Regions from separate parts of the Homo sapiens genome. Here all the other regions are linked to region 2. Evidence: read pairs that join two places in POLR2A ChIA-PET (ENCODE). Cell type or tissue: K562. All regions are shown on one strand. Each heading gives the region's core, and the rest is flanking DNA. Links, peaks and the distances in the headings are about the cores only. Region 1 has its middle 79 kb from the start of FGD2. Region 2 overlaps PIM1 (Pim-1 proto-oncogene, serine/threonine kinase). Region 3 has its middle 67 kb from the start of FGD2.

The links. ChIA-PET counts read pairs that join two places held together with the same protein. Peaks named below come from ENCODE experiments on the same cell type or tissue, not always from the same donor. Only the 100,000 strongest peaks of a DNase experiment are listed, where the experiment ranks them.
Region 1: POLR2A ChIA-PET joins it to region 2 with 8 read pairs; 17 of 35 experiments call an interaction of 5 or more read pairs at or near these places.
Region 3: POLR2A ChIA-PET joins it to region 2 with 5 read pairs; 19 of 35 experiments call an interaction of 5 or more read pairs at or near these places.

What each region holds. Positions count from the first base shown.
Region 1 is chr6:37,078,804-37,089,555 of GRCh38, forward strand. No RefSeq gene overlaps it. Among named protein-coding and RNA genes, the nearest start is that of FGD2, 79 kb to the left of the region's middle. RefSeq lists an enhancer at 4,780-5,280. In K562, for the core only: no CTCF peak of the experiment used is centred there; DNase peaks (open chromatin) are centred at 3,108, 4,878 and 5,699.
Region 2 is chr6:37,173,863-37,184,614 of GRCh38, forward strand. It overlaps PIM1 (Pim-1 proto-oncogene, serine/threonine kinase), which reads left to right. Exons shown (of 6, transcript NM_002648.4): 6 at 72-1,566. The coding sequence ends at 229. Among named protein-coding and RNA genes, the nearest start is that of PIM1, 9.1 kb to the left of the region's middle. RefSeq lists a cis regulatory region at 9,408-9,621. In K562, for the core only: a CTCF peak has its summit at 3,563; DNase peaks (open chromatin) are centred at 1,330 and 3,529; H3K4me3 peaks cover 1,540 bases.
Region 3 is chr6:37,066,823-37,077,574 of GRCh38, forward strand. No RefSeq gene overlaps it. Among named protein-coding and RNA genes, the nearest start is that of FGD2, 67 kb to the left of the region's middle. RefSeq lists silencers at 4,169-4,218, 4,269-4,318, 4,973-5,042, 5,271-5,565, 5,811-6,105 and an enhancer at 10,603-10,752. In K562, for the core only: a CTCF peak has its summit at 6,053; DNase peaks (open chromatin) are centred at 6,017 and 7,556.

The DNA.
Region 1 (10,752 bases), core at 1,912-6,911, 94 kb before region 2:
AATTGGCTCCACAGAACACTAGGACCATTTTGCTATTAATTGGGAGTCTTCCACGAACTGTTTGAGATGCATAGGCTTATGCCAACTTAAATGGGCTGCTTTGCTGAAGGACTTCTTGGAGTCTCTAATTTACTAATGTGTGTTCTGAATCATCAAGCAGAGACTGGCACTTCTTAAACACATTTCACCATGAAATCCCTTGAGGGATCCTCTTGGGGCTTGAGTCTATGGAACATCATGTAGGAAATGCATTATTCATCATGGCTGCAGAGAAGCCAATTGCATGCGTATGCCATGGTTTATTCCAGCATCCCTCAATGGATGAACATTATTATGGTTGTTTTCAACTTACTGCTATTATAAATAACCCTGTTATGATGAGCATTCTCATACTTCCATCTTTTTTTTTTTTTGAGACGGAGTCTCGCTCTGTCACGAGGTTGGAATGCGGTGACGCGCTCTTGGTGCACTGCAATCTTCACTTCTGGGGTTCAAGCCATTCTCCTGCCTCAGCTTCCCGAGTAGCTGGGACCGCAGGCGCCCACCACCACGCCCGGCTAATTTTTTATATTTTTAGTAGAGACAGGGTTTCACCATGTTGGCCAGGATGGTCTCAATCTCTTGACTTTGTGATCTGCCTGCCTTGGCCTCCGAAAGTGCTGGGATTACAGGCATGAGACACTGCGCCCGGCCACATACTTCCATCTTTGTTGTACAGAAACATTCCAAGGAATAGGACTGTTGCTCATGTTGAAGACCATTTTAAACTCTCAGGTTCTAGGCTACACATGGCTCTTGCCCCAGCTCCTTATTTAATCCTTGCATGCTAGGGAAGGGGTCTACCTCATTAGCACAAAAGGAGGCATTGAGGAGGATGGGAAGTGTGGTCTGTGAGTCTTTATCCATTTCTTGAGCACTTGTACTACACTGGGCTTGGGGATTGTAGTGAAAAATAACTTTTCTTGGCCTATCATAAACAACACTGTAATGAACAACTATTATTTTCCAAAGAACCATTGCAACCAGAGAGTGAAACCACATTTGGGGTGCAGAGAATCTGTTCCTGGGTCACCTATGAGGCCATACAGCCCTGTAGCGCCCCTAGGTGCCTAGCAGGGGGACGGAATCTGTACAATCCCTGAGGTGCTAAAGTGCAGAATGAAGCTTCCCTGTTTAAGTGGGAATACAGTAAGCACATCACAAGCATAGCTCAGACATGGGCAAGACTTACCACTTATGTCTTCCTCCATATTCTTCCCTTTGATCCTCACAACACCCTTGTGAAGCAGGGAGTATAGACTTAAGTTCATTCTACAGATAAGGAAACTAAGGCTCAGGGCAGGAGACTTGCCCAAGGTCGCACAACTAAGTAATGGGGAGAAACTAGACTCCAGTGACACCACTCCATGCCTCTAATCAACATTATCACCTGATGAACTGCACATTACTGTCAGCAAAGAATGCATTCCTTCCTTTACAAGGGGCTTTGTCAACATGGGATGTAGGACCCAGGTTTTTTATTTTTTATTTTTTTTAAGAGACAGGGTCGGCTGGGCGCAGTGGCTCACACCTGTAATCCAAGCACTTTGGGAGGCCGAGGCAAGTGAATCACCTGAGATCGGGAGTTCGAGGCCTGCCTGGCCAACATGGTGAAACCCCGTCTCTACTAAAAATACAAAACTTAGCTGGATGTGGTGTCCCGTGCCTGTAATCCTAGCTACTCAGGAGGCTGAGGCAGGAGAATTGCTTGAACCCAGGAGGAGGAGGTTGTGGTGGGCCAAGATTGAGCCTCTGCACTCCAGCCTGGGCGACAGAGCAAAAATCCGTCTGAAAACAACAACAACAACAACAAAAACAGGGTCTTGCTCTACCCATGCTGGAATGCAGAGGCATGATCATAGCTCACTGCAGCCTCAACCTCCTGGGCTCAAGCCATCCTCCCGCCTCAGCCTCCTGAGTAGGTGGAACTATAGGTGTGCTACCTCCACACCAGCTAATTTTTAAATTTTTGTGCTGGGCAAGGTGGCTTACGCCTATAATCCCAGCACTTTAGGAGGCAGAGGCGAGCAGATCACTTGAGGTCAGGAGTTCAAGACCAGCCTGACCAACATGGAGAAACCCCATCTCTACTAAAAATACAAAATTAGCCAAGCGTGATCTTGCATGCCTGTAATGCCAGCTACTCGGGAGGCTGAGGCAGGAGAATCACTTGAACCTGGGAGGCAGAGGTTGCAGTGAGCCAAGATCGTGCCATTGCATTCCAGCCTGGGCAACAAGAGGGAAACTCTGTCTCAAAAAAAAAAAAAGAAAGAAAGAAAGAAAAAATTTTTTGTAGAGATGGGGTCTCGCAATGTTGCCCAGGCTGGTCTCAAACTCCTGGCCTCACGTGATCCCCCGGACCCGGACACTTTGATTGGGAGTGGAGGAAAGAGCCCAAAAGGTCTGGAGCCTGTGGCCTGAACCTCAAGGCCACTCCTGGCTGTGTGTGTGTTTTCTTTGGTGGGGAGGTGGGGTGGAGAAGGGAGGGAGGAAATGAAAAGAGAGCTCTTCAGAGAGGAGCAATACAGTCATAAATAGGTATCACTGTCAGGGAGCAGCTCTTATTCATCTTTGCATCCCCAGCGCCTTGCACATAGTAGATGCTCCATGCAGGCTCCTAAACTGAAGACATAACCCCCAGCCCCTGGGATGATCTCTCCCGTGCTCAGTCCTGCATGGAGACCTGTGTGTATTCTCTTCTTGGCTCCCCTCACACTCATCCTAACTTCTCTTGCCCCATCTTTCTCCACACTCTCAATCTCCAATGTCTGCCCCTTCTCACTCCCCTCCCCTGCCAATCACTGAAACGTCAATTAATTGAGACTCATGTCCCTTAGAAACAAACTCAGGTCTATAACTGAGGGCTCTAGCTAAGCAATTCTTTGATCTCAAGGACTCTTTCTAGCTGGGGCTCTAGACCGTATTTAAGTATTAGGTTTCTTTTGAAAATCTAAGCAAAGGTAGAGATCCCAGGAAAATACCCACCCAGCAAAGATGTGCCTTCGGTGTCAGGAGTTCACGTCTGGACCTTCTGAGAGCTGTGGTTGGGAGAGGCTGTCCTGGTGGACAGTGCAGTCCATACCCCTGTGAGGCAGCGGGTTTCTGCAACCTTCCCTCTGCGTGGGAGACTACTCGGGATTTGTCTCCCACACAGCCAAAGGCTTGTCCAAAACTAACAGGTCCACCATCCCTTATTCTCAATTTCAAAATCCCTGAACTTCTGAAAACCATATGATAAAACAAGTTTTATCATAACACATTTGACTGCAGAACTTAACCTGACATGAACTTATTTGGCAACAAAATGGCCTCCAACTGACGCAAGGCTATTTACAGCCTTTATTTACACCATTTAGTGTGTGAATATTCATGGACTTTGCTTAAAAATATTTATGTGTTTACCAGGTGCTGCCCCAGATCCTGCGGTGGGTATTTCATAATATACAGTGTGCGCACCATGGCTTTTTTCTAAACGGTGAAAAAATCTGAATTCGGAAACCTATCTGGCCCCAAGGGTTTCAGGTAAAGGACTATGAATCTGTAGCTATAAAAATTTCTCCTAAAAAAGTTCACAGGCTGGCTGGGTGCGTTGGCTCACGCCTGTGATCCCTGCACTTTGAGGGGCCGAGGCAGAAGGATCGCTCGAGCCCAGGATTTCAAGATTGGCCTGGGTAACATAGTGAGACCCTGTCTCTACAAAAAAAAAAAAAAAGTTAACTGGGCGTGGTGGTGCGCACCTGTAGTCCCAGTTGCTCGGGAGGCTGAGGTGAGATCGCTTGAGCCTGGGAGGTTGAGGCTGAAGAGAGCTGTGATCATGCCACTGCACTCCAGCCTGGGTAACAAAGCGAGACCCTGTCTCAAAAAAAAGAAAGAAAGAAAGAAAGAAAATCATTCACAGGCTTATGAGCAAAAGAAGCCAGGGAACAAATGGGCACCCACCGTATGATTCCATTTATATGAAGTTCAAGAACAGGCAAAGCTGATTGTTGGTGGTAGATCAGAACAGCGATTACCTGTCGGGGGCGAGACTGATGGACAGGAGGGAGGTGAGGGAACATTTTAGGGTGCTGGAAATGTTCCGTATTCTGATCTGGGTGGAGATTGCATGGGTACATACATATGTAAAAATTTATCAAGCTGTACAGTAAAGATGAGTGTGCTTTGCTGTGAGTCTGTTATACCTCAAAATAAAAGTAAAAATAAAACTTACGGGAATACATTATCTCAAATTAAGCAATAAGAAGCTGCTCCCTTGGCACTCCAACCCACCCTGCGATATCTTCTAACTTCCCAACAAAGCTTAAATTAAAATGATCTTAATATAAGTTTGGCTTTTCTTTAATCCCCAGAAATGAGTTTAACACAAAGTCACTTTTAATGAATATTTTTTAAACTCTGACTTGCCCTCAAGAAGAATCCATCCCTGGAGCAGATCTTTGCTTTGAAAGTGCTGCAGGATAGCACCCAGGCCTGGTTCCCTTCACCCTCTCCACTCTCAGCACCGCCACCAGGAAGGATGTCTCCTGGCCCCACTGCCTCCAGGACGGCTGCTGAAAACATACCAGCCAGGCGGCATGCAGGGACCCAGGCCTGGCATCCTACCCGATGTGCTGCAAGTCAGAACTTGCACCCAACAATATCCTGTAATTGCATCTGATTAGCTGGAATTTGGAATCTGTACTTGAGAACAGCAGGGCACAGGAGACTCCTTGATTAAACAGGTCAGAGAACCATACGCTGCTAAGAGGAACGGGGGAGCCTCTTCCCGCAGCAGACTCATTGCTCAACATCTGATTGCACATGGCCTTGTCCTTTGACACTCACTCCCACAACAACCCTACCCCCACCTTCCTCCCATTTCCTATCTGGGTCCTGGAGCTCAGCCCACTGGGGCCTTGCTTCTCTCTGTGGCTCCACTCCTGACTGGGTTCAGCCCACACGCCAGCCTTCCCCCGCTCCAGCCACAGGGCTCTGGTCTGATGGCCTCAGGCTGTCCTCGCCTGCCTCAGATCCTTTGAGGAACAATTCAGGGTATAAACAAACCGACTTACTTGGACTTTTTCCTCATCTTTCTAGCACAGTGCTGTCCAACAGAACCTTCCATGCTGATGGAAAGATTCTATATCTGCTTTGTGCAATGTGGTGGCCACTATCAACATGTGGCTATTGGGCACTTGATGTATGGCTAAGTGTGAACGAGAACCATATTTTTTATTTTTATTTTTCATTTTTAATTATAGCTGGGCATGGTGGCTCACGGCTATAATCTCAGCACTTTAGGAGGCCGAGGAAGGCAGATCACCTGAGGTCAGGAGTTCAAGACCAGCCTGACCAACATGGCAAAACCTCGTCTCCACTAAGAAATACAAAAATTAGCCAGGTGTGGTGGTGTGCACCCGTAATCCCAGCTACTTAAGAGGCTGAGGCATGGAATTGCTTGAACTCAGGAGGAAGAGGTCACAGTGAGCTGAGATGGTGCCACTGCATTCCAGCCTGGGCGACAGAGTAAGACCCCTGTCTCAAAAAAATAAGATAAAATAATACAATGCAAATATTTGTGGCTATTGGCTACCACACCGAACAGTGCAGCTCTAGAGAGAGGAAAGGCATGGGACTTAACACTCCTTTAACCTAACCTAGTGGCCTGGTGTCTCAGGAAGGTGTTTTGTCTGCTCTTTGAAGATACCCAGCCCTCATCTCTCCAGCTCCCAGATCTGTCTTCTTGTAGAATAACTGAGCATTTTGTTAAGCTCCTAAAATGTGTCAGACATTTTGCAAATGGAACCCAGATGTACTGGACCACCTGGAGGCTCGTCCCAGCATTCAAAAAAGGCTGAGATTCCAACGCTGCTTAGAAAGCACCATAGTAAGTCTCTCCTAAGAGTCTCTTGGGGAAGCACAGAGAGGAAATTTTTTCACAAAACACAAGGGGCTTCTATCCCTGCCCAAGTCCCAGTCCTCAGCACAGCAGTTCAGCTTCTCTCCTCCCACACCCCAAACCTAGTTCTGTTGCTGTCTTCTTGCTCTGTCACTCAGGCTGGAGTGCAGTGGTGTGATCTCGGCTTACCACAACCTCTGCCTCCTGGGTTCAAGCAATTCTCTTGCCTCAGCCTCCCAAATAGCTGGGACTACCAGTGTGCACCACCGTGCCTGGCTCGTTTTTGTATTTTTAGTAGAGATGGGGTTTCACCATGTTGGCCAGGCTGGTCTTGAACTCCTGACCTCAACTGATCCGCCCAGACCAGGCTGGTCTTGAACTCCTGACCTCAACTGATCTGCCCGCCTCAGCCTCCCAAACTGCTGGGATTACAGGTGTGAGCCACCACGCCCTGCCTTCATCTTTTCTTATTCAAAGAAATTTGATCTACTCTGGATTTTGCTCTGCCTCACCTCTCTTGAAACAGCATACAAACACGCCAGCTGCCACCCTTCCTCCTTGGCAGGAGAAAGAAGACAGAAGTGGCAAATACTTAGTATGTAACTCTTTCTCCTTTTAACCCTGTTACACAAGGTCGTGATTATCCCCAGTTTACAGATGAGGAAACAGTGGCACTCACTAGTTTAGGGCACACTGCTAGGGAATGGAGAAATCACAACACAAGCCCAGAGCTGTCAGACTCCTGAACAATGTCCTATGCCATCTGTCCCCACTCTCTGATGATAAAACCCCTACCGATGGCTGATGACTAAACCAATCCGCATTAATTTAACCAGCTACCTTGGGCTGGGCGCGGTGGCTCACGCCTGTAATCCCAGCACTTTGGGAGGCCGAGGCGGGCAGATCACAAGGTCAGGAGTTCAAGACCAGCCTGGCCAACATGGTGAAACCCTGTCTCTACTAAAAATACAAAAATTAGCCAGGCATGGTGGCACATGTCTGTAATCCTAGCTACTTGGGAGGCTAAGGCAGGAGAATGGCTTAAACCCAGGAGGTGGAGGTTGCAATGAGCCAAGACTGCGCCACTGCACTCCAGCCTGGCGACAGAGCAAGACTCTGTCTCAAAAACAAACAAAGAAACAAAAACCTGCTACCTTTAGAGCTCCTGGATTACTCCACCCCAAGGAAATTGTTTTTTAACCAGGAGAAAAAGACTTGACCCAAGAAGTGACTCAGGATCTCAAACCCAAATTTCTCAATCTGGACTTCAAGGCTTAGCAGGGCATGCTTAGCCTCCTCGCCTGTCACCTCCCAGTTGTGACAAGGTGAGCCTGTTCTCCAACTCATACCAACTCAGCTGTCCACCCAACCCATAGCCAGGCCCTCCCTACTACTAAGCAGGATGATGCTTCTCTCCCCCTTTTAAAATCATGATAAGCTGGGTGTGGTGGCTCACTCCTGTAATCCCAGCACTTTGGGAGGCCAAGGGTGGGGGGTGGATCACCTGAGGTCAGGAGTTCGAGACCAGCCTGGCCAGCATGGTGAAACCCCATCTCTAGTAAAAATACAAAAAAATTAGCTGGGTGTGGTGGCAGTTTCCTGTAATCCTAGCTACTCAGGAGGCTGAGGCAAGAGAATCACTTGAACCTGGGAGGCGGAGGTTGCAGTGAGCTGAGATCGCGCCATGGCACTCCAGCCTGGGCAACCAGAGCGAAACTGTGTCTCAAAAAAGAAAGAAAGAAAGAAAGAATCATGATAAAATACACATAATATAAAATATGCCATTGATATCATTTTTTGGTGTACAGTTCCGCAGCATCCACATTGTTGTGCAACTATTGCCACCATTCATCTCCAGAACATTTAAGCTTCCCAAACTGAAATTCTACACCCATTAAACTGTAACTCCCCATTCCCTGTTTCCTCCGGCCCAGCCTCTGGCAGACACCATTCTACTTTCTGCTTCTATGGGTATGCGCCTCATATAAGTGGAATCATACAGTATGTTTTTGTCCTTTTGTGTCTGACTTATTTCACTTAACATAATATCTTCAAAGTTCGGAAGTTCTGTTTCTGCTTTCCAGGTGTGGTGGCTCACGCCTGTAATCCTAGCACTTTGGGAGGCCAAGACAGGCAGGTTGCTTGAGGTCAGGAGTTCGAGACCAGCCTGGCCAACATGATGAAATCCCCTCTCCACTAAAAATACAAAAATTAGTTGGGCGTGGTGGTGGGTGCCTGTAGTCCCAGCTACTTGGGAGGTTGAGGCATGAGAATCACTTGAACCCGGGAGGTGGAAGCTGCAGTGAACAAAGATCGTGCCACTGCACTCCAGCCTGGGCAACAGAGCAAGACTCCATCTCAAAACAAACAAACAAACAAAAAACATACCAAGTTTCTATTTTAAGCTGAATAATATTCCATTATGCAAATTCCTACTTTAAGCTGAATATTATTCCATTATGTGTATATGCCATATTTTGTTGATCCATTCATCTGTTGATGGACACTTGAGTTGCTTCTACCATTTGATTATCGTGAATGATGCTGCTATTAACATGAGCATATGAATATCTGTTTGTGTCCCTGCTTTTTTTTTTTTTTTTTGAGACGGAGTCACGCTGTCGCCCAGGCTGGAGTGCAGTGGCGTAATCTCGGCTCACTGCAAGCTCCCCCTCCGGGTTCACGCCATTCTCCTGCCTCAGCCTCCCGAGTAGTTGGGACTACAGGCGCCCGTCACCGCTCCTGGCTAATTTTTTTTTTTTTTTTTTTTTGTATTTTTAGTAGAGACGGGGTTTCACGGTGGTCTCAATCTCCTGACCTCATGATCCACCCGCCTCGGCCTCCCAAAGTGCTGGGATTACAGGCGTGAGCCACCGCACCCGGCCGTTCTTGCTTTCAATTCTTTGAGGTATATAACCAGAAACTGAATTGTTGGATCATATGGTAACTCTCTTTAAGTTTTTGAGGAACCACCATGCTGTTTACTACAGCTGTTGCTCCCCTTTCAAGCTCATCCCACACTCCTCTGCTGCTCCCCTTTCAAGCTCATCCCACACTCCTCTGACATCTCCTACATTAGCTGGCATATTAGCTGTCGCACTTTAAAATGTGATACTGAACTCATTTCTCCTAACCCAAGGGTCTGGAGGAGACTCAATGGTGACGTGCCATGGGGCAGGTTTTGACCTGGTCCATTTCAGTGTTTGTGCTAGAAATTCTAATAAAAAGCATGTAGGTCTGCTAATCAAATATAAAGATGTTGCAAGATGAGAGGTCTACCACACGCAGAATGAAGATTTTAAAATACTGTGACAGGCCAGAGTGATGAAGCTATAAAAATAGCTTTTTTTCATTGAGTGCCATGATAGACCAATTGCAATGCTAAGTTTATTTCCTTTATATACCATTCATTGAAAGATCACAACTCTTTAAGATCAGAATTTTTTTTTTTTTTTTTTTGAGACAGGGTGTCATTCTGTTGCCCAGGCTGGAGGACAATGGTATAATCACGACTCACTGCAGCCACAATTCCCGGGCTCCAGTGATCCTCCCACTGCAGCCTCTTGAGTAGCTGGGACTACAGGTGCACACCATGATGCCCGGCTAATCTTTTTTTTTTTTTTGTAAAGACAAGGTCTGGGTTGGGCATGGTGGCTCATACCTGTAATCCCAGCACACTGGGAGGCCGAGGCGGGTAGATCACCTGAGGTCAGAAGTTTGAGATCAGCCTGGCCAACATGGCAAAACCCCATCTCTACTAAAAATACAAAAATTAGCTGGGCGTGGTGGTGCACGCCTGTAATCCCAGCTGCTCAGCAGGCTGAGGCAGGAGAATCACTTAAACCTGGGAGGTGGAGGTTGCAGTGAGCCAAGGTCACACCACTGCACTCCAGCCTGGGAGACACAGAGTGAAACTCTGTCTCAAAAAAAAAAAGAGAGAGAGAGACAAGGTCTCACTATGATTGCTGGTCTTGAACTCCTGGGCTCAAGCAATCCTCCCACATCGACCTCCCAAGGTGCTGGGATTACAGATGTGAGGCCTAGTTTACAGTTTTTATAATTTCATATAAATGAAATCATACAGTATGGACTTGTTAATTTTCATCTGGCTTCTTTACTCAGCATAATTATTTTGAGATATATCAATATTGTTCATTGTCATCGTATCAATACCTGTTCAAGTGGATCAGCAGGTTTTGTTTTGCTCAAATTCTATGGCATGGATATACTATAGTCGATGTATTCACTGTTGATGGACATTGGCTATTTCAAATAAAGCTGCTAGGAGCATATGCCTTAGAATGGACATATGCTTTCATTTATCTTGAGTAAATATTTTGGAGTGGAATGGCTAGGTCACATGAAAGATATATCTTTAACTATTTTTTAGGAAACTGCCAACTGTTCCAAAGTGCCTGTTCCATTTCATACTCCCACCAGCAGTGCTGGAGAGTTTTAATGCTCCACATCCTGGTCAATACTTGGTGTGGTCAGTCTTTTTAATTGTAGCTATTCTAATAGATGTGTAATAGAACACTTTTTTTTTTTTTCTTTTGAGACAGAGTCTTACTCCGTCACCCAGGCTGGAGTGCAGTGGAGTGATCTTGGTTCACTGCAACCTCCGCCTCTTGGATTAAAGTGATTCTCGTGCCTCAACCTCCCAAGTAGCTGAAATGACAGGCATGTGCCACCACATCTGGCTAATTTTTGTATTTTCAGTAGACAGGGTTTCGCCACATTGGCCAGGCTGGTCTCGAACTCCTGACTTCAAGTGATCTGCCCACCTTGGCTTCCCAAAGTGCTGGGATTACAGGCATGAATCCCACCGCGCCCGG
Region 2 (10,752 bases), core at 1,115-6,114:
AATGGGGAAGACCTTTGCAGTGTAAAAACAAGTTGAGTCATTCATAACCTCGTCTATCCTCCTTTCTGCAGAATGTCAGCATCTCATTAGATGGTGCTTGGCCCTGAGACCATCAGATAGGCCAACCTTCGAAGAAATCCAGAACCATCCATGGATGCAAGATGTTCTCCTGCCCCAGGAAACTGCTGAGATCCACCTCCACAGCCTGTCGCCGGGGCCCAGCAAATAGCAGCCTTTCTGGCAGGTCCTCCCCTCTCTTGTCAGATGCCCGAGGGAGGGGAAGCTTCTGTCTCCAGCTTCCCGAGTACCAGTGACACGTCTCGCCAAGCAGGACAGTGCTTGATACAGGAACAACATTTACAACTCATTCCAGATCCCAGGCCCCTGGAGGCTGCCTCCCAACAGTGGGGAAGAGTGACTCTCCAGGGGTCCTAGGCCTCAACTCCTCCCATAGATACTCTCTTCTTCTCATAGGTGTCCAGCATTGCTGGACTCTGAAATATCCCGGGGGTGGGGGGTGGGGGTGGGTCAGAACCCTGCCATGGAACTGTTTCCTTCATCATGAGTTCTGCTGAATGCCGCGATGGGTCAGGTAGGGGGGAAACAGGTTGGGATGGGATAGGACTAGCACCATTTTAAGTCCCTGTCACCTCTTCCGACTCTTTCTGAGTGCCTTCTGTGGGGACTCCGGCTGTGCTGGGAGAAATACTTGAACTTGCCTCTTTTACCTGCTGCTTCTCCAAAAATCTGCCTGGGTTTTGTTCCCTATTTTTCTCTCCTGTCCTCCCTCACCCCCTCCTTCATATGAAAGGTGCCATGGAAGAGGCTACAGGGCCAAACGCTGAGCCACCTGCCCTTTTTTCTGCCTCCTTTAGTAAAACTCCGAGTGAACTGGTCTTCCTTTTTGGTTTTTACTTAACTGTTTCAAAGCCAAGACCTCACACACACAAAAAATGCACAAACAATGCAATCAACAGAAAAGCTGTAAATGTGTGTACAGTTGGCATGGTAGTATACAAAAAGATTGTAGTGGATCTAATTTTTAAGAAATTTTGCCTTTAAGTTATTTTACCTGTTTTTGTTTCTTGTTTTGAAAGATGCGCATTCTAACCTGGAGGTCAATGTTATGTATTTATTTATTTATTTATTTGGTTCCCTTCCTATTCCAAGCTTCCATAGCTGCTGCCCTAGTTTTCTTTCCTCCTTTCCTCCTCTGACTTGGGGACCTTTTGGGGGAGGGCTGCGACGCTTGCTCTGTTTGTGGGGTGACGGGACTCAGGCGGGACAGTGCTGCAGCTCCCTGGCTTCTGTGGGGCCCCTCACCTACTTACCCAGGTGGGTCCCGGCTCTGTGGGTGATGGGGAGGGGCATTGCTGACTGTGTATATAGGATAATTATGAAAAGCAGTTCTGGATGGTGTGCCTTCCAGATCCTCTCTGGGGCTGTGTTTTGAGCAGCAGGTAGCCTGCTGGTTTTATCTGAGTGAAATACTGTACAGGGGAATAAAAGAGATCTTATTTTTTTTTTTATACTTGGCGTTTTTTGAATAAAAACCTTTTGTCTTAACTCGTGGCTTCTAATCGTCTGTGCGGAGGCATTGCTAACCTGCATTTATTGAGCATTTGGTAAGTGCCAAAGAATTGTAGGAGAAAGGAATTCTCAGCCTAAATCTGGCTTCCTTCAACATTGGGATTTCTAGGATAGTCATCTTCCTGAAACGAATGTATGGTCAAGGGGTAGGACCAGTATTGTCAAAATTTGGGCAATATCTGGCATGGGAGGCCTAATAAAATAACCTTTTCCAGATTACAATTTTAAAGCTATGCAAATAGGATAGATGTGACAATTTTCAAGTGTTCAATAGCCATTTATGGCTAGTGGCCACCTCATATAAAACATCATTGCAGAAAGTTCTATTGGATGGGGCTGATCTAGAGATAACAAATACATACCTATTACCAAACTAACCCTTGAAGCTTTTATCAGTTGTCTGCCACTGATAGTAAAACATTTTGAGCATGTCCCCTTGGTACACGTGAAGTTTATTGAAAAACTATTGCCTCTATTACTCTCGGTTCCTGATTCAAGTTTCCTTCACCTTTAGTGTGAGGTTTAGTTTCTTTTCGAGACTGAGTCTCTGTCAACCAGGCTGGACCAGCTGGCGTGCCACTGCCAGTGGCACGATCTCGGCTCACTGCAACTTTCACTTCCCGGGTTCAAGCAGTTCTACCTCAGCCTCCTGAGTAGCTGGGATTACAGGCGCCCGCTGCCACGCCCAGCTAATTTTTGTATTTTAGTAGAGACAGGGTTTTACCATGTTGGCCAGGCTGGTCTCGAGCTCCTTGACCTTATGATCCGCCTGCTTCAGCCACCCAAAGTGCTAGGATTACAGGTGTGAGCCATCGTGCTCCGCAGCCTTTTTTTTTTTTTTTTTGAGATGGAGTGTCGCTCTGTTGCCCAGGCTGGGGTGCAGTGGTGCAATCTAGGCTCATCGCAAGCTCCGCCTCCCGGGTTTTAAGTGATTATCCTGTCTCAGCCTCCCGAGAAGTTGGGATTACAGGCATGTGCCACCAGGCCAGCTAATTTTGTATTAGTAGATACGGGGTTTCGCCATGTTGGCCAGGCTGGTTTGGAACTCCTGACTTCAAGTGATCTGCCTGCCTTGGCCTCCCAAAGTGCTGGGATTACAGGCGTGGGCCACCGCGCCTGGCCTAGTCTTTAACAATAGTATAATTTATTATGCAGCATAGAAAAAATAATAGAACAGTGTGGTGACACTAAAGTCGTGACCAGATAAGACCCAGTCTACAAAAAATAAGTGAAAATTAGCTGAGCGTGGTGGCATACACCTGTAGTCCTACCTATGCAGGAGGCTGAGGCAGGAGGATCGCTTGAACCCAGGAGCTCCAAGGTTGCAGTGAGTTATGATCACGCTATTGCACTCCAGCCTGGGCAACAGGTAACCCCACTTAAAACACACACACACACACACACACACACACACACAATAGTGGATGGGTAGAAATGTGAGTTTGACTTAAGGTTTCCCCCTCTGATGTGTTTGACAAAGGGCTAATATTGGGAGTAGGTGAAATGTTAGCTCTGCCATTTTCTTACTGCTTATTCTTGAATAATTAGTATTTTTAGTCCATGGTTTCTTTGCAGGGATCTGTTTAATAGGCCCTTTGTCCATTTTGTGTGAGTTTAGTTAAACTGGATGGCAAGACCCATGAATCCACTTTGTACGTGTGGCCTGAATACATCCTGATATTTTGAAAGCACACTGGAGTGCCATTGTCAATTCATATATTAAGTATTGGTAAATGTTGGTTTCTTGTTTCTTTATAAATATCCACAGTTATAATACTCCCTCCCTGGGGGTCATCATGCTCCCAACCCTCAATGCATCCACACACCCTTTGGACACTGGCCCATATGCACCCTCGAGGTTGCTGGAGGGTGCAGACTATAATACCCCTCACTCCTCATTGGGTTCTGGTGTATGTCTACCCTTAAGCTTAGACTAGATCCCATACCTCAGCTCAGCCCCCATGTGGCTATAAAGAGGAAGGAAGGATGTCTTGGTTCTGGGGGGCTGATTTTCTGAGGTTCCCCTTTTCTCTAATCTCTCCCATCCCCCACACAACATACACACACTACCAACATCTTGGAGCCTGAGGGTTGCATGCTTCGTCCTTTCCAGTAAAGCTGACACTTGGATAATTAAAAGTTGCCGCAAACTATTAACGAAATCAGGCAAAGCCCCACCCTTCTCTTTCTCGAAGTGAGTTTCTGGCAGTTTCCCCATCTAATGAGACTGCTGCGGGGGAATAGAAGAAAGTATCTCTGAATAAAGACAGATCGTGCTCCTGTTGGATGCAAGAGATTAAGAGTTTTAGGGGGAGGGTGAAAGGTCATATTTAATCTCTTCTCAGGGGCAGTTTGACATCTAGCGTGGAAAGGGAATCAGATAACCAATAAGTCTGCGGGGGATCAATGTCATGGCCAGAGGAATATAGAGAGCAATGGTTAAAAGCATTGACTTGGGAATCAGCCTTGAGCTTACTTATCTAGAAACCTTGGGCAAGTTATTACACCCTCTAAAACTAATCTCTAAACAGAGATACTCCTGGATTGGATTATTAGGAGACTGGGTTAAATAACAGATATACTTACATACAGAAAAACTACTATCTCCCGCTTACGGATGCATACACATGTAGCAAAAGTACAAAGAAGTACAGGGTGGGGTAGGGTGTGGTAGTTCACACCCATAATCCCAGCACTTTGGGAAGACAAGGAGGGATGATCACTTGAGCCCAGGAGTTTGAGACTAGCCTGGCCAACATGACAAAACCCCATCTCTACAAAAAAATAGAAGCATTAGCCGGACGTGGTGGTGCGTGCCGGTAGTCCCAGCTACTTGGGAGGCTGAGGTGGGAGGATCAATTGAGTCCGGGAGATGGAGGCTGCAGTGAACCAAGATGGCACCACAACATTCTAGCTTGGGTGAAAGAGCGAGACCCTGTCTCAAAAAAACAAAACAAAACAAAACAAACAAAAAAGTACAGGGTGATAATAAGTTTCCAGAGTCAGGGAAGTGGTTATTACCTTTGGGGAGAAGGGAGGGAGGTTGTGATTTGTGGAAAGAGACCTTCAACTATTTTGGCAATGCTTTATTCCATAAACTAGATGGTATGAGTAAGGTGTTTGTATTATTCTTTTCAACTTTTGGGTTGTTTTAAATGTTTTATGATAAACTTTATTTTTAAAAATTTTTCTCTGGCTGGGCGCGGTGGCTCACACCTGTAATCCCAGCACTTTGGGAGGCCGAGGCAGGCGGATCACAAGGTCAGGAGATCGACACCATCCTGGCTAACACAGTGAAACCCCATCTCTACTAAAAATACAAAAACTTAGCCAGGCATGGTGGCATGTGCCCATAGTCCCAGCTACCCAGGAGGCTGAGGCAAGAGAATCGCTTGAACCCAGGAGGCGGAGGTTGCAGTGAGCCAAGATAGCTAGCCACTGCACTCCAGCCTGGGCGACAGAGTGAGACTCCGTCTCAAAAACAAAAAAAATTTTTTTTCTTTGTTCTTTCTTTTTAAACATTTATTTATTTATTTTAGCTGGGAGTGGTGGCTCACGCCTGTAATCCCAGCACTTTAGGAGGCTGAGGCGGGTGGATCATCTGAGGTCAGCAGTTCAAGACCAGCCTGACCAACATGGTGAAACCCAGTCTCTACCAAAAATACAAAATTAGCTGGGCATGGTGGTGCATGTCTATAGTCCCAGCTACTCAGGAGGCTGAGGCAGGAGAATCACTTGAATCCAGGAGGTGGAGGCTGCAGTGAGCCACGATCACGTATAGCCTGGGCGACAGAGCGAAACTCTGTCTCAAAAAAAATATATATATTTATATATATAATATATAATATATATTATATATTATATTATATATTATACATAAATTATATATTATATATATAATATATAATATATAATATATATTATATATTATATATTATATATTATACATAAAATATATATAATATATATTATATATTATATTATATATTATATATAAAATATATATATAATATATATAATATTATTTATTTATTTTGAGACAGGGTCTCACTCTGTCACCCAGACTGGAGTGCAGTGGCATAATCTCGGTTCACTGCAACCTCCACTTCCTGAGTTCAAGCAATTCTCGTGCCTCAGCCTCCCAAGTAGCTGAGACTACAAGCGTGTGCTACCACACCTGTCTACTTTTTGTATTGTTAGTAGAGATGGGGTTTCACCATGTTTGCCAGGCTAGTCTTGAACTCCTGATCTCAAGTAATCCACCTGCCTTGGCTTCCCAAAGTGCTGGGATTACAGGTGTGAGCCACTGCGCCCGGTCCATTTTTTTTTTTTCTTTTGAGAGACAGATTTTTGCTCTGTATCCCAGGCTGGAGTGCAGAGGCATGAACTTGGCTCACGGCACCCAGGTTCAAGCGATTCCCCTGCCTCAGCCTCCCAAGTAGCTGGGATTACAGGGACCTGCCGCCATGCTTGGCTAATTTTTGTATTTTTAGTAGAGATGGGGTTTCATCTTCTTGGCCAGGCTGGTGTCAAACTCCTGACCTCAGGTGATCCGTCCACCTCGGCCTCCCAAAGTGCTGGGATTACAGGCACGAGCCACTGTCCTCAGCCTTTCACTTTTTCTTTTAATTGAGACAGGGTCTCACTACGTTGCTCAGGCTAATCTTTAATTCCTGGCCTCAAGTGATCCTCCCTCCTTGGCCTCCCAAAGTGCTGTGATTACAGGTGTGGAATATCATGCCCAGCCTATGATAAGCTTTTAAAAGTGATGAATATATTTGTGCGTATCATGTAGGAGGCAGCAGATGGAGTTATTACTGCCCTTGGCTGAGGGGATCTGGGAAGGCTTCAAAGAGGAGGTGGCATTTCACCTGGATTTTGAAGGATGGAGCCTTAGCCTGCTTCCCTGTAAAATAGGCACCAAACATGCAGATGGAGCAGAGAAATCTGGATGTGCTAAATGTTTTTCCCCCACTAGACCAGGAATCAGCAAACTATGGCCTGCTGCCTGAACTGGTCCCTGTACAGTTTTTGTACGGCTTGCAAGCTAAGCCTAGATTTTACATTTTTAAGTAGTTGAAAATCAATCAAATGAAGAATAATATGTTGTGATATGTAAAAATTATATAATACTTGGCTGGGTATAGTGGCTCATGCTTATAATCCCAGCACTTTGGGAGGCCGAGGTGGGAGGATTGCTTGAGGCCAGGAGTTCTGGACCAGCTTGGGCAACCTAGCAAGACTTCCATCTCTACAAAAAATAAATAAAAATTAGTCAGGCATGATGGCCTAGCTACTTGGGAGGCTGAGACAGGAGGATCACGTGAGCCCAGGAGTTTGAGGTTACAGTGAGCTATGATCTCACCACTGCGCTCCAGCACTCCAGCCTGGTTGACAGAGCAAGACTCTATCTCTAAAAGAAAAAGAAAAAAAAAGAGGCCAGGTATGGTGGCTCATACCTGTAATCCCAGCACTTTGGGAGGCTTAGGTGGGCGGATCACCTGAGATCAGGAGTTTGAGACCAGCCTGGCCAACATGGTGAGACCCTGTATCTACAAAATACAAAAATTAGCCCAGTGTGTTGGTGCCTGCCTGTAATCCCAGCTACCAGGGAGGCTGAGGCAGGAGAATTGCTTAAACCCATAAGGTGGAGCTTGCAGTGAGCCAAGATTTCTCCATTGCACGCCAGCCTGGGCAACAGAGTGAGACTGCATCTCACAAAAAAAAAAAAAAATATATATATATATATATATATATATACACACACACACACATTTGTACACACATATGCAACTCAATTGTCTGTGTTCATAAATAAATCTTGTCCATTTACATATTGTCTATGGCTGCATTTGTGATACGATGGCAGAGTTGAGTAGTTAAGACACTCAGTATGGCTGGCGAAGCTGAAAACATTTACTATCTTGTCCTTTACAGAGAAATTTGCTAATCTCTACACTAGATTATGGTCCCATTGACTCATTTTTTGTTGTTGTTGTTTTTTTGGGGTTTTTTTTTTTGAGACAGGGTCTTACTCCGTCATCCAGGCTGGAGTGCAGTGGCTCGATCAGGGCTCACTGCAGCCTTGACTTTCCAGGCTTAAGCAATCCTCCCACCTCAGTCTCCTGAGTAGCTGTGACTACAGGTGGGCCCCACTGTGCCCAGCTAATTTGTTTTTTTGTTTGTTTGTCTGTTTGTCTTGAGACAGGGTCTTGCAATGTTGCCCAGGCTGGAGTGCAGTGGTGCGATCACGACACACTGCAACCTCAACCTCCTGAGCTCAAGTAATCCTCTTGCCACTGCCTCCCAAAGTGCTGGGATTACAGGCATGAGCCATTGTGCCTGGTCTGAACTACATCTTTGATAACTCTTTTTTTTTTTCTTTTTGAGATGGAGTCTCGCTCTGTCCCCAGGCTGGAGTGCAGTGGCATGATCTCGGCTCCACCTCCTGGTTCAAACATTCTCCTGCCTCAGCCTCCCAAGTAGCTGGGATTACAGGCGCCTGCCACCACGCCTGGCTAATTTTTGTTTTTGTTTTGTTTTGTTTTGTTTTGAGATGGAGTCTCACTCTGTCACCCAGGTTGGAGTGCAGTGGCACCATCTCGGCTCACTGCAAGTTCAGCCTCCCGGGTTCATGCCATTCTCCTGCCTCAGCCTCCCAAGTAGCTGGGACTACAGGCACCCACCACCACGCCCGGCTAATTTTTTTTTTTTTTTTTTTTGGTATTTTTAGTAGAGACGGAGTTTCACCATGTTGTCCAGGATGGTCTCAATCTTTTGATCTTGTGATCTGCCCGCCTTGGCCTCCCAAAGTGCTGGGATTACAGGCATGAGCCACCACGCCCGGCCTGATAACTCTTAACCTAGTGCCAGGCATGTAGTAGTTCCTTAGTGATAATAGCTAACATACAGTACCTACTATGTGCCCAGCACTATTCTGCATGCTTTGCATGCATTAACTTATTTATCCTTAAAACAACTCTATGACACTATTGGAAAGTACAGGGGGAAACACTGTTATTTGTTTTATTTTATTTTATTTTATTTTGTATTTTTATTTATTTATTTTTTTTTGAGACAGTCTCGCTGTATTGCCCAGGCTGGAGTGTAATGGCGCGATCTCAGCTCACTGAAATTTCTGCCTCCTGGGTTCAAGCGATTCTCCTGCCTCAGCCTTCTGAGTGGCTGGGATTACAGGTATGTGCTATCACGCCCAGCTAATTTTTGTATTTTTTTTTAGTAGAGACTGGGTTTTGCCATGTTGGCCAGGCTGGTCTCAAACTCCTGACCTCGGGTGATCCACCCGCCTCAGCCTCCCAAAGTGCTAGGATTACAGGCATGAGCCACTCCGCTCTGCCTATTTTATTGTTTTAGAGATGAGGGTCTTGTCATGTTGCCCAGGCTGGCCTCAAAATCTTGGCCTCAAGCAATACTCCTGCCTCAGCCTCCTGAGTAGCTGACTGTACAGGTACATGCCACCTAGCCCGGCTTGATGCAGTTATGTATCCACATTTCACAGATGGGGATAACAGATGTGCAGAGCAGTAAATTTCATGTCAAAGGCCACATATTAGGTAGTGGTCAGGTCAGAATTTGGACCTAGGCCATCTGTGGTTCTATGGTCATCCAGACTCCGCGATCTTGGCTCACTGCAAACATTTGTGTGGATTAGCCACCTCAAGGTCCCTTCAGGGCCCAGGATCTGGAGGTGAGAATGGTTCTTCCCCAGACTCCAGAGTTGGGTAAGCCATTCTGTTCTGTGGAAATAGTCATTATGAACTCCTGTAAACTATCTTTCACTTGGGCCTGGCTGGGGAGGAAGAGTTGGAGGCTGAAAAGGGAGAAGAAAGGGGACCCGGGGGGGTTGGGGTGGGGCAGGGGCACATTTCTTGTAAATGTTGCTCAGCTCCTTCAACTGCTGTGCTGGTTCTTGGAAACCTTCACCACAAAAGACCTATCAAGAACAGTGTTAAAAAAGATATGGCCTCATCCCCCAGTTCATTTCCTGCCCAGCCTTGCACTACTAACCCCGATTGCCAAGAGCAAGGTTGCAGTGTCCCCTCAGCAGTGCTGTGGGAGGAAGTGCAAAAATAAGCAGAACTAGGGGCAAGACCAGAGGACTGTCTTTATTTTTATTTATTATAACAGGACATCCGATGTACAGAAGTGGATTCATCATAATCCTTGGCTCATCGTATATTCTCATCCTTGGTCCAAGAATGGTCTTTTGTTTATATATATATATATATATATATATATATATATATATTTTTAAATCGGAGTCTTGTCACCCAGGCTGGTATGCAATGACGTGATCTCGGCTCACTGTAACCTTCACCTCCCAGGTTCAAGTAATTCTCCTGGTTCAGCCTTCCAAGTAGCTGGGATTACAGGCGCCTGCCACCACGCCCGGCTAATTTTTTGTATTTTTAGTAGAGACAGGTTTCGCAATGTTGGCCAGGCTGATCTCGAACTCCTGACCTCAGGTGATCCACCTGCCTCGGCCTCCCAAAGTGCTGGGATTACAGGCGTTAGCCACCGCATCTGGCCCGTTATTATTATATTTTATCATACTGGGTAGTGAATCCACCACCCAGCTCAAAAAACAGAATATTAACAATGACATCCATCTATCTATATGATCCTCTCTTAGTCCATTTCTTACCTCCCCCAGATACAACCCACTGTCCTAAATTTTGTGTTTGGCATTCTCTTACTTTATATTTTATTTATTTATTTTGAGACAGAGTCTCACTCTTGCCCAGGCTGGAGTGCAGTGGCATGATCTTGGCTCACTGCACCCTCATCTTCCTGGGTTCAAGCGATTCTCCTGCCTCGGTCTCCGAAGTAGCTGAGATTACAGGCATGTGCCACCATGATTTTTGTATGTTTAGTAGAGACAGGGTTTCACCATGTTGGTCAGGCTGGTCTTGAACTCCTGTCCTCAGGTGATCTGCTCGCCTCAGCCTCCCAAATTGCTGGGATTACAGGCATAAGCCACCATGCCCGGCTTATTTATTTATTTACTTTGAGCTTGTCACCCAGGCTGGGGTAGTCGCGCAATTGAGGCTCACTGCAGCCTCAAATTCCTGGGCTCAAGTGATCCTCCTGCCTCAGCCTCCCAAGAAGCTGAGACACAGACATGTTGCCACCACACCTTGC
Region 3 (10,752 bases), core at 4,660-9,659, 100 kb before region 2:
AGCTCGGGGGTTCGAGACCAGCCTGGGCAACATGGCGAAATCCCATCTCTACAAAGAATACAAAAATTAGCCAGGCATGGTGGCATGTGCCTGTAGTCCCAGCTACTCGGGAGGCTGAGGTGGGAGGATCACTTGAGCCTGGGAAGTCAAGGCTACAGTGAACCATGTTCGTGCCACTGCACTCCAGCCTGGGTGACAAAGTGAGACATTGTCTCAAAAAATAAAAATAAAAGAGCAGTCAGGTGCGGTGGCTCATGCCTGTAATCCCAGCACTTTGGGAGGCCGAGGCGGGCGGATCATCTGAGGTCAGGAGCTCGAGACCAGCCTGGCCAACACAATGAAACCCCCGTCTCTACTAAAAATACAAAAATTAGCCAGGCATGGTGGCAGGCGCCTGTAATCCCAGCTACTCGGGAGGCTGAGGCAGGAGAATCGCTTGAACCTGGGAGGTGGAGTTTGCAGTGAGCCGAGATTGCACCAGTGCACTCCAGCCTGGGTGACAAGAGCAAGACTTCGTCTCAAAAAACAAATAAATAAAAAAAATAAAAGAGCAAAGATCATGGCAACCGTTTTCTGAGATGCTGCAGGCATTTTGCCTGTTGACTTTCTGGAGGGCCAAATCACAATAATATATGCTAATTATGAGAGTGTTTTGAAAAAGTTCACCAAAGCTTTTACAAGGCAAATACCTGGGAAAGCTTCACCAAGGAGTCCTTCTCCACCACAACCATGCTCCTGCTCATTCCTCTCAACACACAAGGGCAATTTTGCAAGCGTTTCAATCGGAAAGCGTTAGACATCTCGGTGTGGCTCCTATAACTTGTTTCCTTTTTTTTTTTTTTGGAGACAGTTTCGCTCTGTAGCCCAGGTTGGAGTGTAGCGGCACAATCTCAGCTCACTGCAACCTCCGCCTCCTGGGTTCAAACGATTCTCCTGCCTCAGCCTCCCGAGTAGCTAGGATTACAGGCACCCTCCATTACACCCAGCTAATTTTTTGTATTTTTAGTAGAGACTGGGACTGGGTTTCATGTTGACCAGCCTGGTCTCGAACTCCTGGCCTCAGGTGATCTGCCGGCCTCAGCCTCCCAAAGTGCTCACACCTGTAATACCAGTACTTTGGGAGGCTGAGGCAGGCAGATCACTTGAGGTTAGGAGTTTGAGACCAGCCTGGCCTACATGATGAAACTCCATCTCCACTAAAAATACAAAAATTAGCTGGGCATGGTGGCAGCTTCCTGTAATCCCATCTACTCGGGAGGCTGAGGCACGAGCTTGAACCTGGGAGGCGGAGGTTGCAGTGAGCCGAGATCACTCCACTGCACTCCAGCCTGGGCAACAGAGTGAGACTCTATCTCAAATAAATAAATAAAATAAATTTAAAACTATTTAAAGGGGAGCCATTTTTCTTCAGTTAATAACATTAAAAAGACTGCATTGACACACTTAAACTCCCAGGACGCTCAGTTCTTTAGGGATGGACTACATGGCTGGTATCATCACTTACAGAAGTATTTTGAACTCGATGGAGCTTATGTTAAGAAAAAAGTTTATGTTTTTTATTTGTATCTTTTAATCCCATTTTTTCACAAACTTTATGAAGTCCCCTCATACATGCACAGTCATAGAAATATACATAATCATAGGTAACCACTCCCCTCACTCTGGACATGTAAGCTGGTCCTAATCTTTCTCTACTGTGTCCAATGCTGCAGTGAATATCCTCTATAGAAATGCTAAGGGCAGGTTTTAGTCACGGGACTGGGGAGCACACACGGGAATGCCAGTGCCTGGGAGCAGAGGGGCAGTGAGAAGACAGTGTCATCCACCAGGGAAACCCGAAGAACGTGGAGACCGAGGGCACCACAACCTTCCGGGATTGTACAACGTGGCCTGCAGCTGGCCCTCACTGAGTGGCACGTGAGATGTGACAAGCAGGTGCTGTTTGCTGGGTAGATTAACTGCATGAGTGCCATCTTCCCTCTATAAAAATCGCTCACATTCTGTGACGGATCGACAGCCTGCACTGTTGCCTCTGAGAGTGAGCTGTGCCCACAGCCCCCACGGGCGCTCCTGTGCACCGCTGGGACATAAAAGCCCACACCCTGGCCACAAGTGCCAGGGCAAAGTTTGGCCTGACACGAAGGCAGACATTTATGGACTGGATATGCGGGAGAGGTAGCCCAGCAAAAAGACTGCCCAGTGGAGACCTTCTACACTGGACAGTGACTTACCAAGCCCATCAGACTGTCTCTCACGGGGCTGCCTGAAAACCAGAGGACCACAAAGTGGGCCACAGGCAAGGGCTACATAGGAGAAGGTAGTGGGCAGAGGCCAGGAGGTGGAAGCCAGGAGGTAGCAGAAGACATCAGGCAGAAAGGATCCATAATTGGCCTTGGCCTGAGCCTCCAAGGACTCCAGAAAGAGGTTCTTCTCCTCCAGGAGGGCTGCTCTTTGTCTGCTGAGGCCCTCCCCGGCTTCCCACCCTGCTGCTTAGCTTTACAATAAAGCCTCATCACTGGAGCAACCAGAGTGGGTCTGTGCTCCCTGCAGCCTGCAGGACCCTCACTGCACATGTGCAAACAGCACTTCACAGTTTACATGGTGCTTTCCCAGGCATTCTCTCATCACAACAAACGTGGGAGGGAGAACACCTTATCCTCATGTAATAGATGAAGAAACTGATGTTCAGAGAGGATATGAGTCCATTGGCAGGTAGATTAGAGAGGAGAAACTCAGAACCAGGTTTGCTGACCTCATGTCCAGGCTGTTTTCATCACACTGAGTGGTCTCCCTTTCCTCCCAGAAGAGGCCTTCACTGTGCTGTGCTACCACTGCCGCTAGCCTTCTCTGTTTGAAGGTGAACTGGCCTTAGTTGCTTCATGTGTTTCAACTTGTCTACTGCAACTCAAATGTGGTAATGCATGAGGGCTTGGTAGTAACATAATGCATGATGGCTGCATAGGTTTTCTGTCCATAGTGTCCAGCACTTGTGAGCATACGGTAGGTGCTCAATAAGTGCTGATGGTTCCAAATGCAGTTTCGCAAAATGTAGAGGTCCAAATCCCACCCTCCGAGTATGGATTAGGATTCTCTGCAGATTCGAAGAGCTCCCCTAGGAGTCTGATCACATTCCAGTTTGAAAATCACAGAGAGAAAGGATGCTTATCCAGCCCCCTCAACTCTCAAAAACATAGCCATGAACCAGGAAATTAGCAAAGATATGTAAACGAGCAACCAAACTGAACCTTATAAATTCCATGCATAAAAGCTGAAGCATCCGAGTCTTCAAGAAACTGCTGTTCCCTCTCTCTGTACCTATAAACCTTTACTTTATATGTAATTCTAAGGAGCTTGGTGAGTTGGTTTCTTAGTCCACAGTTCACTGGAAGCGTGCTTAGGAACAGCTATGAGAAACTGCAAGCTGAGGCCAGGCATGGTGGCTCACACCTGTAATCCCAGCACTTTGGGAGGCCGAGGTGGGTGGATTACCTGAGTTCAGGATTTCAAGACCAGCCTGGCCAACATGGTGAAACCTTGTCTCTACTAAAAATACAAAAATTAGCTGGGTGTAGTGGCACGTGCCTGTAATCCCAGCTACTTGGGAGGCCGAGGCACAAGAATCGCTTGAACCTGGGAAGCGGAGGTTGCACTGAGCTGAGATGGCACCACTGCACTCCAGCCCAGGTGACAGAGCAAGGCTCCATGTCAAAAAGAAAAAAGAAAAAAAGAAAATTAACTGTGTTGTCAAAAGGAGCCCAGCCTTCCCCTCAGTGCTCTGGCATCGCCAGCTGTGCTTGCAGTGATTGCTTCACCACACTCCACGGACAGGGTCCAACCTTCCAACTTGTGTGCTGCATAGTAGTTAACAGCACAGATTTTGAAGCCAGGCTTGCTGGGTTCAAATCCTGGCTCTGCCACCACTGAGTTGTGTTTATTATTCAATTCTGTATGCTATCAGGGTGTGGTGGTTCACATCTGTAATCCCAGCACTTTGGGAGGCTGGGGTGGGAGGATTGTTGGAGGCCAGGAGTTTGAGACTACCCTAGGCAACATAGTGAGACCCCGTCTCTACAAAAAAATATAACAACTAGCCAGCCATGATGGCACGTGCCTGTAGTCCCAGCTTCTCAGGAAGCTGAGGTGGGAGGATCACTTGAGCCTGGGAGGTCAAGGCTGCACTGAGCCATGACCGCACCACTCCCCTCCAGCCTGGGCAACAGAGTGAGACCCTGACTCAAAACAAAAACAAGGCCGGGCACGGTGACTCACGCCTGTAATCCCAGCACTTTGGGAGGCCGAGGTGGGTGGATCACGAGGTCAGAAGTTCAAGACCAGCCTGACCAATATGGTGAAACCCTGTCTCTACTAAAAATGCAAAAATTAGCCGGGTGTGGAGGCACTCACCTGCAATCCCAGCTACTCGGGAGGCTGGGGCAGGAGAATCGCTTGAACCTGGGAGGCGGAGGTTGCAGTGAGTGGAGGTTGCGCCACTGTACAACAGCCTGGGCGACAGAGAGAGACTCCGTCTCAAAAAAACAAAAACAAAAACAAAAACAAAACAAAAACTCTGTATGCTTACCTGTTCCCTTACCCCTTATTCCCCAAAGTGGGGTCCAACAGGACCTGGAAGCTTATTAGGGAGGCAGAATGTCAGACCCAGAGCAGGTGAATTAGGATCATTACTGTAAGACGTTTATGTGCACATTGGAGTGTGAGAAGCCCGCAATAAATAATGTTAAATGAATGAAATTGGGCATTCTAATACATGAAAGTCCCAGGAGCATCAACAGGATAGAGAAGGGTGTGGGAGCAGAGGGCTGGCCCTTGAGGGAAGGAGAGGAGCTTGATATAAAAAAAGAGAAAGTGCAGGAGGCTGAGCACTCAGAAGGACTTGGCTCAGCCACTTTCCCAGCTGGATTCCTTGGGATTCAGTGTCCTCATTGGTGCAATGGAGTGGCTGATGCCCACCTTGCAGAGCTGTGAATAGGAGGGGAGATAAGTACAGAAGGCACAGCACAGGAAGGGCCCTCAGGCTGTCACAGTGGCAGGCTCACACCCTCACCCAAAGCCCTGGGGCCAGAGCTTTGCGGTTTCAGAAAGTTCACCCGATGCATGTGCTGACACTACATAACACTCCAGCAGGGTCTGGGCAGTGCCCTTAATTAAACACAGCAAATTTCTGCAGGAAAATGCCTGAGCAGTGAGAGACAACGTAAAGATTTTTAAATAACCTCACACCAGGTCAGGTCAGGTTTGTGGCCAAATGAGTTTATATCAAACTTGTAGGGGGGAAAAGAAGTCTGCTTTTTTAGAGCTTTTGGTTTTTAGAATTGCAGATCAGGGAGTGTGAAGCTGAATGACAAAGGAGGAGGGGCAGCCTTCGATGGGGATGGTAAGGAGATCCCACCAAGCTTAGCAGGGGATGCAGGAAGGGCTGAGTGGTTTGCCTGCAGGGGCAAGTCCACATGTAGAAGGAGGGGGCAGAAAGCATGCCATCAGCAGGCCAGGTGCGGTGGCTCACGCCTGTAATCCCAGCACTTTGGGAGGCCAAGGCGGGCAGATCACCTGAGGTCGGGAGTTCGAGACCAGCCTGACCAATATGGACAAACCCCATCTCTACTAAAAATATAAAATTAGCCAGGCGTGGTGGCACATGCCTGTAATCCCAGCTACTCGGGAGGCTGAGGCAGGAGAATCGCTTAAAGCCAGGAGTCAGAGGTTGCAGTGACCAAGATCACGCCATTGTACTCCAGCCTGGGCAATAAGAGCGAAACTCAGTCTGAAAAAAAAGGGAAGGAAGGAAGGAAGGAAGGAAGGAAGGAAGGAAGGAAGGAAGGCAGGCAGGCAGGCAGGCAGGCCATCAGAGGCCTTTGAGACAGGAGGGACCCTGCCACACGAACAGTAGGAAGTCACCAAGGCTAGGGTCTGAACAGGAGTATGACCTAATCAAAGACAGAGAGCAACAGATTTGTCAGGCTTGCAAACAAACAGGAAGAGGGCATCCTAGAGTTACCCCATCCCCCGGCCCTACTTGAATTTCTGAGCCTGGGAGGAAGAGTGGATGCACCTCACATACACACGGCCCTCACCAAAAACACACATGAAAAAGGCTCTCATGTTCTATCAGACTGTCAGGGGCAGCCCATAGGGCCTTATCTACTACATAGGCACATGTAAAATTATAATGTATTATAGCAAAAAATTAACATAATTCAAATTTTGTGTGCCAGATGCCATGAACATGTTCTTTTTTTTTTTTTTTCTGGTCTCTAATTCTTACAGCAGCCCTGTGAGGTATGAATCCTTGTTCTATTTTACAGAGGAGGACATGAAGGCTCAGGTTGCCCAAGAAAGTCCAGGGTCACATGGTTGATTCATCTAAGGCCAGTGCCTGAGTGCCCTCCATTGAACAACACTGCTAGGCCAGAAGTCACTGAGGATGACTGAGGCCAAGGCAAGAAAGGGACAAGTCAGAGGGCTGAGATCTGGAAGACAGAGTGTGTCCTGCAGCCTCAAAAACCCCTGATTCACTCTTCGGCTCTCCCCTCAACCTTCCTGTACCCTTATGCTTTGGGTGTATCTCTTGTAAACCCCAGAGTTGGGATTTGTTCTTTATCCATTCTGACAATCTTTATATTTTAATAGGAGCATTTAGTCCATTTATATTTAATGTAATTACAGATATATATGGAATTAAATCTACTCTGTGCTTGCTATTGATTTCATCTGTCCTATGTTCGTTTTTCTCTCCTTTTTTCCCTTTCTTTTGGTATTAGGGTTTTTTTTTGTTGTTGTTTTTTATGTTTTTCTTTTTGCTATTGAATTTTCCCCTCTATTAGTTGGGAGGTTATATGTCCTTTTCTGTTTGACTTTGCCCTCAACTCAATTTTTTGAGAATTAAGTGAGTGTGTGTGTGTAAAGTGTCTTGTACCACTAGTCCTATAGCTTAGGATGGTGTTAGGCAGGCCTGGGTTAGAACCCTGACTCTGGCACGTTCTAGCTGTATATTCCTTTTAGCTGCTTTCCCCTAAGCCTCAGTTTCTGTATCTGTTAAACATGGATGATGGAACCCAATACACAGCTTATTGTGACACTTTAGTGAGCTTACAGGATACCAAGTGTTCTGCCTAAGAGCACAGAAAAAGGGCTCAACAAATGCTTGTCCCCTTCCCCTCTCCAGACTTTGCCTTTCTATGTCCAGGAAGAATTGGCCCTGGATGGAAGCTGCCCAAGAGCCTAGCTGCATAGCTTGGCTTGACCGCAGGAAACCTTCCCAGAAGAAATCTCTCTGGAATGAGATGTTCCCAGGGTACAAATGGTCTGTAGCATCATCAGTGGACAGCACAGCCTCAGTCTGGGAAGTGGGAGGTTGCTGGGAAATTCTGCTGAAATGGAGGAGGGATGGAGTGTAATGATTGGTATCCCACGGGAGACTAAAGAAGTGGAGAGGATTGCCCAACAGTGTGTGTGTCTCCAGCCCTGCCCGGGAAGAGGGGCCTGACTGGAGAGTGGCGGCCTCCTCTTCTTGGAGGCAGGTGTGTCCTCTTGGAGAGCAGAGCAGTGACTCACCAGACTGCCACAGCTTGTTATAAATATCCCCTGAGACACCTAACTCCCTCGGCCCTGGTTCTATATTAGCACAAGCTGCGCTCCATTATTCCATAATTAATTAGGTTTCCTAGGCACCTCAAGACTGGAAGAGGGTGTCCCAACCTGCTGTGGACACAAATATTACAAACTACATGGCAGCCGCGACCCCCAACTGTGAATCGAAAAACGAGTGCATGTGCGCTCCCTCTCTCTCACTTTCTCTCTCTCTCTCACTCTCGCTCTCATCTATTTACCTATTTACAAATCAGCTTTGGGTGAATTTTGCAAGATGAGGGCCAGCCAAATGTCCCCTGTTTGAATAATCCTAAAATTTCAGAGACAGATCCAGTAATCCAAACCAACCTCACTCTCATTTACTTAACCCCTTTGGGGAAACTGAGGCCCCAAGAGGGGATGAGGATCCATACCTCAGAATGAGACCAGCAGTGGCTGGGTGGGAACTCAAGGCTCCCTGCCTTCCCATTGCTTCAACTCTCAGAGCCCCGGTTTTCTATCTGTGCACAGGGGTAAGTAACAGTGCCTGCCCTGAAGGAAGACGGTCAGGAGCATTGAATGGAGGAGAGTGAAGGTGCTCCTGAGTGGCAGCCCAGCCCATGAAAGGCCTACAGAAGTACGAGGTGTCTTCATCTCATCCCTCCTCCATTTTTTCTCTTCCCTGACCAAGATCTTTCTCTGCATCCTTCCATTATACCTGGCAGTGGATACGCATGAAAGATTACGTTAGAAATTGGATTTCATCAGAAGCAACTCTAGGCTTCAGTAACAACAATAGACACCATCTACTGAACACCTACCATGTGCTGGTCAGTTCCCCATACATCATCTCATTTAATCCTCTAAACCCGGGCTGTCTAATATGGCAGTCACTAGCCATATGTGACTATCAAGCACTAGTACAACTGAGGAAATACATTTTTTTTTTTTTTGAGACAGAGTTTTGCTCTTGTTGCCCAGGCTGGAGTGCAATGGCACAATCTCGGCTCACCGCAACCTCCGCCTCCCAGGTTCAAGCGATTCTCCCGCCTCAGCCTCCCGAGTAGCTGGGATTACAGGCATGTGCCACCATGCCCGGGCTAATTTTGTATTTTTAGTAGAGACAGGGTTTCTCCATGTTGGTCAGGGTGGTCTCAAACTCCCGACCTCAGGTGATCCACCTGCCTCGGCCTCCCAAAGTGTTGGGATTACAGGCATGAACCGCTGCGCCCGGCCGGAAATGCATTTTTAAAATTTTATTTTAAATTTAAAAACTGATAATTCCATTATCAGAAGACTTTTAAAACTTTTAAGTATGTTTGGAACAACTTGGGTATGTGAAGCTACTGTTTCCACTCTACATTTTGTGAATGCCTAACTGCACATCAAGTATGTCCAGGGAAAATTTAGTGTCCAAATTGGGATGCGCTGTGAGCTTAAAATCCACACTGGTTTAGAAGACTTACCATTAAAAAAGAGAATGTGGGCTGGGTATGGTGGCTTATGCCTGTAATGCCAGCACTTTGGGAGGCCGAGGTAGGTGGATCATCTGAGGTCAGGCATTTGAGACCAGCCTGGCCAACATGGTGAAACTCCATCTCTACTAAAAATACAAAAATTAGCTGGGTGTGGTGGCGGGCACCTGTAATCCCAGCTACTTGGGAGGCTGAGGCAGGAGAATCACTTGAACCCAGGAGGTGGAGGTCGTAGTGAGCTGAGACCGCGCCATTGCACTCCAGCCTGGGCAACAGACTGAGACTCCATCTCAAAAAAACAACAACAAAAAAAGAGAACAAATGTGAAATATCTCATTCATTATGTTTTTCATATTGATTAATGCTGATGTGACAATAGTTTGGATATTTTTGGTTAAATAAAGTATATTATTAAAATTAATATCATTTGTTTCTCTTTACTTTTTTAAGTGTGCCTAATAGAAAAATTTAAATCACATATGTGTTGGAAAATCTGGTGAAATCTGAAAAAAGTCTGTAGTTTAATTAATAGTATTGTGCCAATGTTAATTTCTCAGTTTTGGCAAATGTGCCTTGGTTATGCAAGATGTCAACCTTAGGAGAAGCGGGTGAAGGGTTTACTGGAACCCACTGTACTATCTTTGTAGCTTTTCTGTAAATCTAAAATCATTCCAGAATGAAAAGTGTAAAATACCCCCCCATTACAAATATAATTACATTACATTTCTATTGGAGAAACATGTAACTCTATTATATTTCTTTTTTTTTCTTTTTTTTTTTTTTTTTTTTTGAGACGGAGTCTCACTCTGTCACCCAGGCTGGCATGATCTCAGCTCACTGCAACCTCTGCCTCCTGGGTTCGAGCGATTCTCCTGCCTCAGCCTCTTGAGTAGCTGTGATTACAGGCGCTCACCACCCTGCCTGGCTAATTTTCGTATTTTTAGTAGAGACGGGGTTTCACCATGTTGGCCAGCCTGGTCTCAAACTCCTGACCTCAGGTGATCTGCCCACCTCAGCCTCCCAAAATGCTGGGATTACACATGTGAGCCACCATGCCCAGCCCGACTCTATTATATTTCTATTACAGAACCTAAAATAGTTCTTTGTGTAAGAGGTATCCTCATCTTATTGATGAGGAAACTGGTGCTCAAAGAAGTTAAGTAGCTGGGTTTTGGACCCATCTGTTTACTGTGAAGCCCTTTTACTTTCTGCAATAGTCCCTTCACTTCTACCTCAGTGGCAGGCACCCACTAGATCTGAGAATTTTCTTGCTGTGGCCTCTTCAGAGGGCACTAGTGTGGGTACGTGGACCCCCTTGCTGTGGTGGGCAGGGGCTAAAGATGGAGAGCAGAGGCAGGAGAATCTGGTGGGTACCATTCATGTGGGACCAATTTGAGGTCTAAGGCTGTAGGATAAAGGGGAAGGGCTGGTAGATTCTTGCATTCGATCGACTAGTTGGTTTCTTTGATCTCTGCCTGACTTTGGAAAGGATCTTAGGAGCATCTGCTGTTGTCGCAAAGAAAAAATTGGCAGGGCTGACAAAGCCTTAGATTCACAGGCACCAAAGGGAAAAATAATGGTGCCACAGGGGTAGAGCCAGGGACCTGTGCATGTCCTCGTGTAGGAAAAAGGCAGGAGGCAGCAGGCAGCAGGCAAGCTCTGTTTCCAAGGTGCCTCATTACACTTCCACCCC